Linked DNA regions of Homo sapiens: region 2 is linked to region 1. A link is a contact called in ENCODE Hi-C or POLR2A ChIA-PET data. All regions are on one chromosome and are shown on one strand. The core of a region is the stretch at or near the end of the contact, and the rest is flanking DNA. Distances in the headings are between cores, read along the strand shown. Region 1 holds the start of ETNPPL (ethanolamine-phosphate phospho-lyase). Region 2 overlaps ENPEP (glutamyl aminopeptidase).

Evidence for each region. A loop is a pair of places that touch in the nucleus more often than their neighbours do. ChIA-PET counts read pairs that join two places held with the same protein, here RNA polymerase II (POLR2A).
Region 2: a loop to region 1 is called in a map of posterior vena cava, with 18 times the contacts of the local background. The contact joins the enhancer-like site here to the promoter of ETNPPL in region 1. A Hi-C loop is called at or near these places in 1 of 168 maps with a recorded cell type or tissue (posterior vena cava). POLR2A ChIA-PET finds 5 or more read pairs at or near these places in 1 of 52 experiments (K562).

The regions. Positions count from the first base shown.
Region 1 is chr4:108,760,167-108,765,683 of GRCh38, reverse strand. ETNPPL (ethanolamine-phosphate phospho-lyase) reads left to right here and starts at 2,631. Exons shown (of 13, transcript NM_031279.4): 1 at 2,631-2,841; 2 at 5,378-5,496. The coding sequence starts at 2,786.
Region 2 is chr4:110,500,901-110,506,241 of GRCh38, reverse strand. All of the region lies in intron 3 of ENPEP (glutamyl aminopeptidase), which reads right to left. Among named protein-coding and RNA genes, the nearest start is that of ENPEP, 27 kb to the right of the region's middle. Within about 2 kb of position 2,586, at least 3 of the 41 ENCODE cell types and tissues checked have a DNase peak (open chromatin) inside an H3K27ac peak, as active enhancers do.

The sequences.
Region 1 (5,517 bases), core at 1,382-3,881:
GTGGATGTCTGTCGACTTTCATCCATCCTTATTTTGATCCATTATGTGTCAGTTCTTTATTTAAAGACTGTCCTTGGTACTCAGTCAATGTTATATATTCTATCGTGAAAAAAGTTAAATAATGGGGAAATTATCTTTTATGTAACAGTGACTTGCTTTCCCATAAAAGATAATGAATCTAAGAAGCCTTCTCCTAAATAAATGGTTAAAACATAAGGTAGCACTCTTGGGAAAGAGTGAAGAGAAAAGAAGAGGGTTCAGGACTCTACCCTTATAAAGACCAAATCATGATCTCATTCAAGCCCTACTTGTAATGCTTTGAGTCAGAGAGTTTCTTCTTTTTATGAGACAGGGTCTCACTGTGTCATCCAGGCTAGAGTGCAGTGGCACAATCTTAGCTCACTGCAGACTCTTCCTCCTAGGCTCAAGGGATCCTCCCACCTCAGCCTGCCGAGTAACTGAGATTACAGGTACACGCCACCATCTCTGGCTCATTTTTAAATTTTTTGTACAGACAGAATTTCACCAGGTTGCCCAGGCTGGTCTCAAACTCCTGAGCTCAAGTGATGCACCTGCCTCAGCCTCCCAAAGTGTTGGGATTACAGCTGTGTAGCTCCCCACCAGCCACAGAGCTCAGTTTTCAATACAAAGAAATTGGGCCTCAGAAAGGTTAAGAAGCCCAGCTGGTTTATGGAAGAACCAGATCTAGAACCCAAGACTCTTAATCCAGAGTTTCTTAAGGCACTGGGAATATTAACAACAAGAATCCATAAAGTTTTATGAAGGAAGTGTGACTATGACTTCACCAGGTCAAGGTGGTTTGAGAGTAGATATACAGTTGGCAATATCTTTCAGGCACAGAACTAGACCAAGATTACATAACTGGGATTTCTTGCAAGTCTCCAAAGTGCTTCCTGCTCTTCATTTATAAAACACGGAATTCTTTTTTTTTTCTTTTTTTTGTGGAGGGGGATGGAGTCTCACTCTGTTGCCCAGGCTGGAGTGCAGTGGCATGATCTCAACCCACTGCAACCTCTGCCTCCCAGGTTCAAGCAATTCTCCCTGCCTCAGCCTCCTGGGTAGCTGGGATTACAGGTGCCCACCACCACGCCCAGCTAATTTTTGTATTTTTTTAGTAGAGATGGGGTTTTGCTATGTTGGCCAGGCTGGTCTGGAACTCCAGACCTCAGGTGATTCGCCCAGTTTGGACTCCCAAAATGTTGGGATTACAGGCGTGAGTCACGGCGCCTGGCCTAAAATCTGGAATTAACACACTGTTCCTCATAGGACTCCATTTCTCTTTCTACCTTAGGCAATCCAATTCTACTCCTCCTGCAGTGCATGAATATATATTAATAACTTTTTTCAAGAGAAAGATCAGTTGCAAATACTTATCAAATGTGTTGATACATGCAAATTAGGCTTTCCCTGCTGCCCTTTCAAAACACAGAGAGAATAAAATGACCTATCCTTAACCCAATGACTAAGTGTTTGTGTGAACTTGAATAAACCTTCACCTTTCCTGTGCCTCACTGTTCTTATCTACAGAGCAGAGAAGTTAAACCAGATGACTTCTAGTTAAAATAATGTATGATTTAATGATTCAGTTAATTAAGATTCTATTGGGAGGCCGAGGCGGGGGGATCACGAGGTCAGGAGATCGAGACTATCCTGGCTAACATGGTGAAACCCCATCTCTACTAAAAATACAAAAATTAGCCGGGCGTAGTGACGGGCGCCTGTAGTCCCAGCTACTCGGGAGGCTGAGGCAGGAGAATGGCGTGAACCCGGGAGGCGGAGCTTGCAGTGAGCCGAGATTGCGCCACTGCACTCCAGCCTGGGTGACAGAGCCAGACTCCATCCTCAAAAAAAAAAAAAAAAAAAAAAAAAAAAAAAAAGTTTCTACCTGTGCACATATTTAGCTTCAGATATGATCTGTGTGAGAAGACCATCTTGAAGGAAGTCAAGAAATCTAAGAATGAGTCCCGTTTTCAGCATCAAGTGGATATATAATCATTAGAACAGGGAATAACCTCACTTTCCCCGTTCATTAAATGGGGTAACACTCGTGGTCATCTCTCAGGGTTGTTTTGAAGACTGAACAAGATAAGTCATGTGAATGTGTTTTGTAAGTTGTATAGTTAGAGGAATTAGAAGTGTAATCATTGTTAAAGGAGATGTTTGAAACACTGCATATATCATCACTGCCAATGGAGATAACAGGCTGAGTCCGGGTTATTTCTCGTTAGGACGCGTCCTTGTGCTGAGTAAATGGTAGGTTACCTTATCAGACTGCGCAGTGAGTCTTGATCCGGGAAGCGCCTAACTCCTGAATTTTTACCAGAAAATAAAGGACTACACTAAAAAGAAACCAGAAAGAACGTGGGAAGGAGGGAATTCGCAGGCAGAGGAGGAGGAAAAGCAAAGACGAGGCAAAGTTAGGAGAATGAAAGGCGAATTCAGAGGAATGATAGGGGCGGGTAGGGCCGAGCCGGCCTGGCAGGACAGGGTGGTGGCGAATGAGCTGCTAGCCCGGCGACCTGCCCGCGGCCCCGGCGGGGGAGGAGGAGGGGCTTGGCAAAGGGCAACGCCAGAGCCAGACTTAAAAGGGAGATGATCCTAGCTAGTTGACGCCACCGGTGACCTCCGACGCCCCGGGCAAGAGAACGCCAGGAGGGATAACGGGAGGAAGGCCGGCCGGGGCCGCCAAGGCAGTCCCAGGCTCGCGTAGGAGGCGCGCAGACCTTGCACCTTGCACCTTCGCAGCGCCCTGCACCCCGCCACCATGTGCGAGCTGTACAGTAAGCGGGACACTCTGGGGCTGAGGAAGAAGCACATCGGGTAAGGGCACCCTGGCCCGGAAGTAAGTGCAGAGAGGGGGCAATAACGAGTGCAGAAGGTGGAGAGAGAAAGCCGGCTAGGGAACAAACGATGCGCTGCAGCCGCACTCCGTGCCCGCCGCGCCTGTGCACGCGCCCCGCGCGCCTCCACCTGCAGGGGCCGCGCGGACTCCCAGAAACGCTCCTGGAACCCGGAACGCTGGGCTTCCTGCCCGCTCGAAAGTCCCCGGCTCGCTCTGCAGCCGGCGGACTAGCGGGGGCTGCCGGCCGGCTAGAGGGGTTGGTGGATGACGGCCAATAGCCCTAGCAGACACCATTCCAGGGATGGGAGATGGGTGGAAGAAGGATAGCGCTCCGCCACCCCCACACAACTCGAAAGTTTTTGGAAACTGTGAACTGAGAAATATTTTTTCATGATGGCTCCGCAAACAAACCAATTCTGACAATTTTTACTTAAAGTGAGCTTTTTCTTCTTGCATGCTTGGTTAAGTGATGAAGGGTTTATCTAGCCAATAGAAAAACTTGAAACCACCTTCTGTTAGAAAAGCAGAGACTTTATTTAGATCCCTCTTACCCAACTTGCTCTCCCAAGCTGTGTTCTTCCCAGCCTGCTTGTCTTGCCCCCGTCACAAACGACTTAGTAATATAAAGGTGAGTATATAAGACCGACAGGGGCTCTAGCTCTCGTTGGATGTCATATTCCCTGTGTGGACCTCTGTCAAATTAATTGTCTCTTCTATGAAAGTAGGAATAACATTCTACTTCACAGGAGCAAGAAGATGAGATTAATATGTTAGTGTTTTGTGCGTGGTTTTTAAAAAGATACGTGTAAATATAAATGATGATTAATGACCCCGAATACTGTAAAGTCAACCGTCTGCAATATTCACTTGAAATGAACGACTGCAGCCGGGCCAGTGGGCATGAGAGAGCACTTGGGGTTACAAGGAAGAAAACAATCCGCATCCTCTTCGGAGGAATGCTGGACAGTTTCTCAGACTGAAGCTCCTCACCCCAACTGGAGGGGTTTCTGGGTGGTTTGGAAGACTAGTTCCATCTCTCTCAGCCGCTAAGTGGGATCAAAATAATCCAGTTCTTTCCCCATTAATCAATCACTACCCTACTTTTTCTAATCACTCACTGCGTTAGTTTTCAATCTTAGTTAGATTCCGGTAAATGCCTAATGGTTTCTGACATGAGCAGAACAAATTTTCTAAAAGCACGAGTGTAGCCATGGGCTGACTGGATAAAGGAGAATTTTACCTGAAGTCTGACGGGCAAGGTGGAAAGTGTATTAAAAAGGCAATGTGAAGTCTGCAGCTTTCAGCTCACATCCTTAACAAAGTTTTTTTTTGGATTTTAACTTGTAGGTATAAACTAACAGCTGAGTTTGAACCAATAAGAAATTCTTATAAAATACTATTTTCATTTCAGCTGATGATGCTTAAAAAAAATCAATATATAACACAACCTTATGCAATTTTAAAATTTGAGGTTACCTACTGTTTGTAATAATCAAAATTCCTTCTAAACAGTTACATATCAATTTAGTATATTTCTACTACTAGAACTACCTCCAATGTGTGTGAGGGTTTTTTTGTATGTATGCAAAATCACCAAAATAAATAAATATATTTAACTTTAGTTCTTAAATGTTCATAAAGCCAAGATTAGAAGCCTTTGTGAAATTTCTATGTGCTAAAATGTATAATCCAGCCATTCATCCAAATAAAAGTATGGATGACCTTATTATGCTCAAAAAACATATTAAATGCTTAGAAGAATAATTGAATTTCACTATTTAATAATGGAAAATCCATTTGATACTGGACAAGTACCACTCAAAATACATGAAAATGAAAATAATCTATAAAACTTCCTGCGTAGTATTTAACTCTAGGTTATTTGCATTTAGCTTTCAGTGCTATTCATGTCTTTATACATTAGATTGAAGGGGAAACAGAGATGTCTACCTTGGGCTACAGCACAACACAGCCTACTTGCAAATTCTGGTTTTCTCATTTACTGTCTGTGTAGCCTTAAACCAGTTACTTAATTTCTCTGTGCCTTGGTCTCCTCACCTATAAGAGTGAGAAAGATAATAACCTCTCTTTCATAGGATTGTTGACAGGATTAAATAATATTTACAAAATATATAACAGCTTCTGACACATTAAGCCCCCCAAAAAAACTTGGTTATTTTTTTTCTGATAGAACAAAATTTCTCAAAGGAAAATTAGTTATTGGTCTGTGTGATTAGAACCATCAGAGAGTGGATTCCTGTGCCTCTAATAAATTGTCAAATCATGGCATATTTAATATAACAAGCATAAGGAATGTGAACAATGTCATGAATGGGGGATTAACATAAAAGTTTCCAGGTTTACATGAAATGAAAAGAAATGTATGTCATCCAGGTTGTGTTTTCCCTTTCCTTTATGTAACTGTACTTTTCCACTGATGGGGACCTTCATTGAGAAGGAAAAATACTGAGAGTAGTCCTACCAGACCAAAGTGTTTCCTTTGATTATTTCTAGGCCCTCATGCAAAGTTTTCTTTGCATCGGATCCCATCAAAATAGTGAGAGCCCAGAGGCAGTACATGTTTGATGAGAACGGTGAACAGTACTTGGACTGCATCAACAATGTTGCCCATGGTAAATGTCCTGTCCTTGCAG
Region 2 (5,341 bases), core at 1,337-3,836, 1.7 Mb before region 1:
GCGCGCTCTTTCTCTTTCTCTTTCTCTGTCTCTGTCTCTTTCTCTCTGTGTCATTTGTCCTAGAGGAATTGAATTAATGGGATTTTTCTCATGCAAAGAGCCCCTGAATACGTGTTATCTACTTGTGCTTTTCTATCTAGTTATTTCGAAATAACCCTTTTGATATTCCAACTATTCAGCTCCAGAACCTAAAATATAATGATCCAAACTTTCCCTGAGAGAAAGTCATCTTGGTAAGCTACATCAATTCTCTAAGTCACTACTTTGTGTCCTTATGACATAATTTATAAATCAAACCAAGTACAGATTTTTGTCCCCAATTCTAAGCATGTCTGACTTTATAAAAAATTTTCAAGAATCCTCTTCAACATAGTGTCGTGAAAGTAGATGTGGTCTCTGGAAAAGAATATTACAGGTGTTTAGGCATTTCTCAATATCTGAAAGAGGAAGCAGTACCTCAGACAACTAGTGTCTGCTAAAAGTTTGTGAGAAATTCAAATAAAATATACCTGCTAAGCCTACAACCTGATTCAAAACCCTCAAGGAAAGCAAAAGATGTAATCATTTAGTAAGTTCAAGACCATTTACCTAATTAGAACAGCTGACTCAGGATTTAAACAAGAAAAAAAGAAAATATTGCCCACTCTCTTTATTATTCCCAATGCGTTGCTAGTTTTGGTATTCACTTAGGCACACATCTTGAACCACCTTTTCCTAGAAGCAAAGAACACTGGAATGATTCACGAATATAAAGAACACATTCTGAAAGAGCATCCCTTAAATTACCAGTGCTGGCTCACTATTCTCACATCCACTAGGTAACTGGCATTCTTGCTTTATTTGCATAAATAAAGATGTGTTCGTCTTCACCTCCGAAGACGGCACAACTCACTCAATCATCTCAATACTCTTAGAAGTTTTTTTTTTTTCTTACAGAAGTGATGATACATTTTCTCTAATAGTTGTTAAGCAATCAAAAAGTGAAACTGTTTGGATTACCCTCCTGTCCTCTTTGTGAACAATGACAGGTATTTTTCCAAGAAGTTGAGTGAAACTAAGGCTCCAGTTTTTGGCCATTGAACAGAGTAAAGGGAATTAACCGTCTAAAATAAAAGTCATCACGTTCGTACAGGATTGCCATGTCATAAACCAAGAGTCTCAGAATTTTTCTTCTGTGAACTAATTGGTGTGTCAAAACTCTCAGATTTTCTATCACATCTGTTCTCTGCATTAAAAACTTCAGGAAGGGCAGTCCTCTTGACCCGCTCCACTGTTGTCTACATATTCAGTGCTTTGGTGCTGCACACAACATTTGGTGAGCGAAAGAGAATTGTAAAAGAAGTTGAAAGATCATGGTGAGGTCTCCCACCGTAGGTGGAGCAATGGGAAGGAGACAGACTCAATGTGTTCTTTCCACTAATATTTTCTCATTTCCCATGTCAGTAAATGAACTCCCTTTAAGCAGTATGCTTCTGAGACAATGTAATTCATTTTTCTTTTTTTGTATTTCTGTTGGTGACAGTGGAAGGCAGTGTTTAAAGAAGATTGATGTTAATGTAAATTCAATCAAAATAAAAGCAGTCCCTTCCTCTTTTGTTTCTGAGAAACTCAAGTCCATAGAAATATGCTCTGTCTTTGCAGCCTGGTCAGTCTGCAGATCATCTGTGATCTATGACCCTTCATAATCAGGGTCAGCTCTTCACCAAGCAGGGACCTCAGCTCAGGCCAGCAGTGCAGTGGCCCCATCCCCTGGCTGAACATTCCCAGTAGCAGCAGCTCTGCATTTCTCTAAGGTGGATCTCCCAGAGGCAACTGAAAGCCCCTCTGCCATGGCTGCTGCAATGGTACTGCCCTTGCTGCCCTTGGACTAGGTATGGATCAAAGACCCTGAGTGCTTTAATCATATCTCCAGTAAGCTGCAGCCACCCTAAGGAAAAGAAGCCAGTTTGTCCCAGCCACAACCCCCTGTTACCCCTGCTCATCACCAGGCAGGCCCTTGGCTTGGGCCCACAATACAACCACCTGACCCCGGGCTGATTGCACCAATTGGTAGTGGCTCTGCATTTCTCTGGGGTGGAGTTCCAAAAGACCGGTGAAAAGCCCTCTGCTACAGCAACTGCCAAGGTCCCTTCCCCTGCTGCCTCCAGGCTGCAGAAGGAGCATAAAGCCTGAGCTTGCTCCAAGGCTGTGGTGAGCAGCCCAGGAGTGCCAAGCTGAGATCTGCAGCCAGTACTTGAGTTGGAGAGGAGCAGGCAGTTTCAGAGCACTGAGAGAGAGCACAGCTGCAATTAGGAGGAAACACAGAGGAGCCTTGTGGCTGAGCAAGAGCCTAACTACTGGCCATTATGCTTAAGCACCATCTACTGGATCATAGCCCAAACTTCAGCACCAAAAATACTTTGCTAACATAACGCCCCTGAGAAACAAAGGACATGAATTCAGCGCAAATAATGACCCAGCACAAACACTTCGTCCTCTGAAAACATCCAGGAAAGAAATCAACTGACTGTACTCAAATTACAGCACAGTTGAGGGAACATCAGCCACCACAGTTGAGGGAAAGTCAGCCCACACAGATGAGAAAGAACTAGTGCAGGATCTCTGGCAGCTCAAAAAGCCAGACTGCCTTGGTTCCTCCAAAGAACCACACTAGTTCCACAGCAAGGGTTCTTAACCAGACTGAAACGACTGAAATGATAGCAATAGAATTCAGAATATGGATAGGAAGGAAGATCATTGAGATTCCATTGAGAACCATTGAGAAAGTTGAAACCAATCCAAGGAAACTAAGGATTACAATATAACAGTACAGGAACTGAAAGACAAAATAACCGTTATAAGAAAGAACCAAAATGACCTGACAGAGCTAAAAAAAACACACTACAGGAATTTCATAATGAAATCACAATTATTAACAGCAGAATAGGCCAAGCTGAAGAAAGAATCTCAGAGCTCAAAAACTGGCTCCCCAAACTAACTCAGTCCGACAAAAATAAAGAAAACATCCAGTTCATGTCCTTTGTAGGGACATGGATGAAGCTGGAAACCATCATTCTCAGCAAACTGTCACAAGGACAAAAAACCAAACACTGCATATTCTCACTCATAGGTGGGAATTGAACAATGAGAACACTTGGACACAGGAAGGAGAACATCACACACCAGGGCCTGTCGTGGGGTGGGGGGAGCGGGGAGGGATAGCATTAGGAGATATACCTAATGTAAATGACGAGTTAATGGGTGCAGCACACCAACATGGCACATGTATACATATGTAACAAACCTGCACGTTGTGTACATGCACCCTAGAACTTAAAGTATAATAATTAAAAAAAAAGAAAACATCGAATAAGAAGAATCAATATTGTTAAAATGGCCATACTGCCCAAAGCAATTCACAGATTCAGTGGTGTTCCTATCAAACAACCAGTGATAGTTTTGACAGAATTAGAAAAAAACTATTTTAAAATTTATATGGCACCAAAAATATAATTGCCAAGGTAATTTTAAGCAAAAAGAAAAAGCTGGAGGAATCACATTACCTGACTTTAAACTATACTACAAGCCTATAGTAACCAAAACAGCATGGTACTAAGACAAAAATAGACACACAGACCAATGACACAGAATAGAGAGCCCAGAAATAATGCCATACACCTGCAACCATCTGATCTTCAACAAAGTTGACAGAAAGAAGCAATAGGGATAAGACTCTCTATTCAATAAATGATGCTGGGATAACTGACTAGCCGTATGCAGAAGATTGAAACTGGACCCCTTCCTTACACCATATACAAAAGTCAACTCAAGACAGGTTAAAAAGTGTAAAACCTAAAACTATAAAAACCCTGGAAGATAACCTAGGAAATACCATTCCAGACATAGGACCTGGCAAAGATTTCATGACAAAGATGCCAAAAGAAACTGCAACAAAACCATAAGTAGGCAAATGGACTTAAACTAAAGAGCTTCTGCACAGCAAAAGGAACTATCAATAGAGTAAACAGACAACATACAGAATGAGAGAAAATATTTGCAAACTATGCATCCAACTAAGGTAAAATATCCAGAATCTGTAAAGAACTTAAATCAGCAAGCAAAAACAAACAACCCTATTAAACAATGGGCAAAGGATGTGAACAGACACTTTTCAAAAGACACTTTTCACATATGGCCCACAAGCATATGAAAAAATGCTCAACATGACTAATCATTAGAGAACTGCAAATCAAAACCACAATGAGATACTATCTCACCCAGTCAGAATGGCTATTATTAAAAGGTCAAAAAATAACATGCTGGCAAACTTGTAGAGAAAAAGGAACACTTATACACTGTTGGTGGGAATGCAAATTAGTTTATCCATTGTGGAAAGCAGTTTGGCAATTTCTCAAAGAACTAAAGCAGAATTACCAAATGATCCAGCCATCTTATTACAGGATATATATACCCAAGGAAATATAAACTGTTCTGCCGTAAAGACACAGGCCTCCATACGTTCATCACAGCACTATTCACAGTAGCAAAGACGTGGATGGAATCAACTTATTTTCATCAACAGTAGACTGGATAAATAAAATGTGGTATATATACAGCATGGACTACTTCACAGCCATAAAAAAGAATGAGATCATGTCCTTTGCAGCATCATGGATAAAGCTGGAGTCTTTTATCCTAAGAGAACTAGCATAGCAGCAGAGAACCAAATACCACATCTTCTCACTTATAAGTGGGACCTAAACATTGAGTACTCATGGACCCCAAGAAGGAAGCAATAGACATCAAGGCCTACTTGAAAGTAGAGAGGGAGGAGGGTGAGAATGAGAAAACCACCTATCGGGCACTATGCTTATTACCTGAGAAGTGAAACAATCTGTACACCAAACCCCTATGACATGCAATTTACTATATAGCAAACCCGTACATATACCCCTGAACCTAAAATAAAAGCTTAAAAAAGAAATATTTTACAGAAGTTACCATAAAAAAATCAGGTCATAGATTTTATTCTATAACTGCTACTTTGATCAACAGAGCCAAACAATCAGAGAATATATAGCTACAGCCCATTAATTTTGTAACATATTAAGCCAAAGCATAACTGTGTCTTAACTACCATATATCACAAACATTTTTATATTAAAGACTCTACCAACATGCCAACATTTTCTGTCGTTTAAAGCTCCAACATGGTTTCTGTAATCCGTGTAACAACAGAACATCTGTGATGCTTGGATTTGGTGATTTTGAAAGCATCCTCCCTTGTGCTGATGCCTTCACTCATCCTCACCACACTTTTCCCGCTCTCTGACCCCACCTTTAATGTATGCTCCATCTGCAT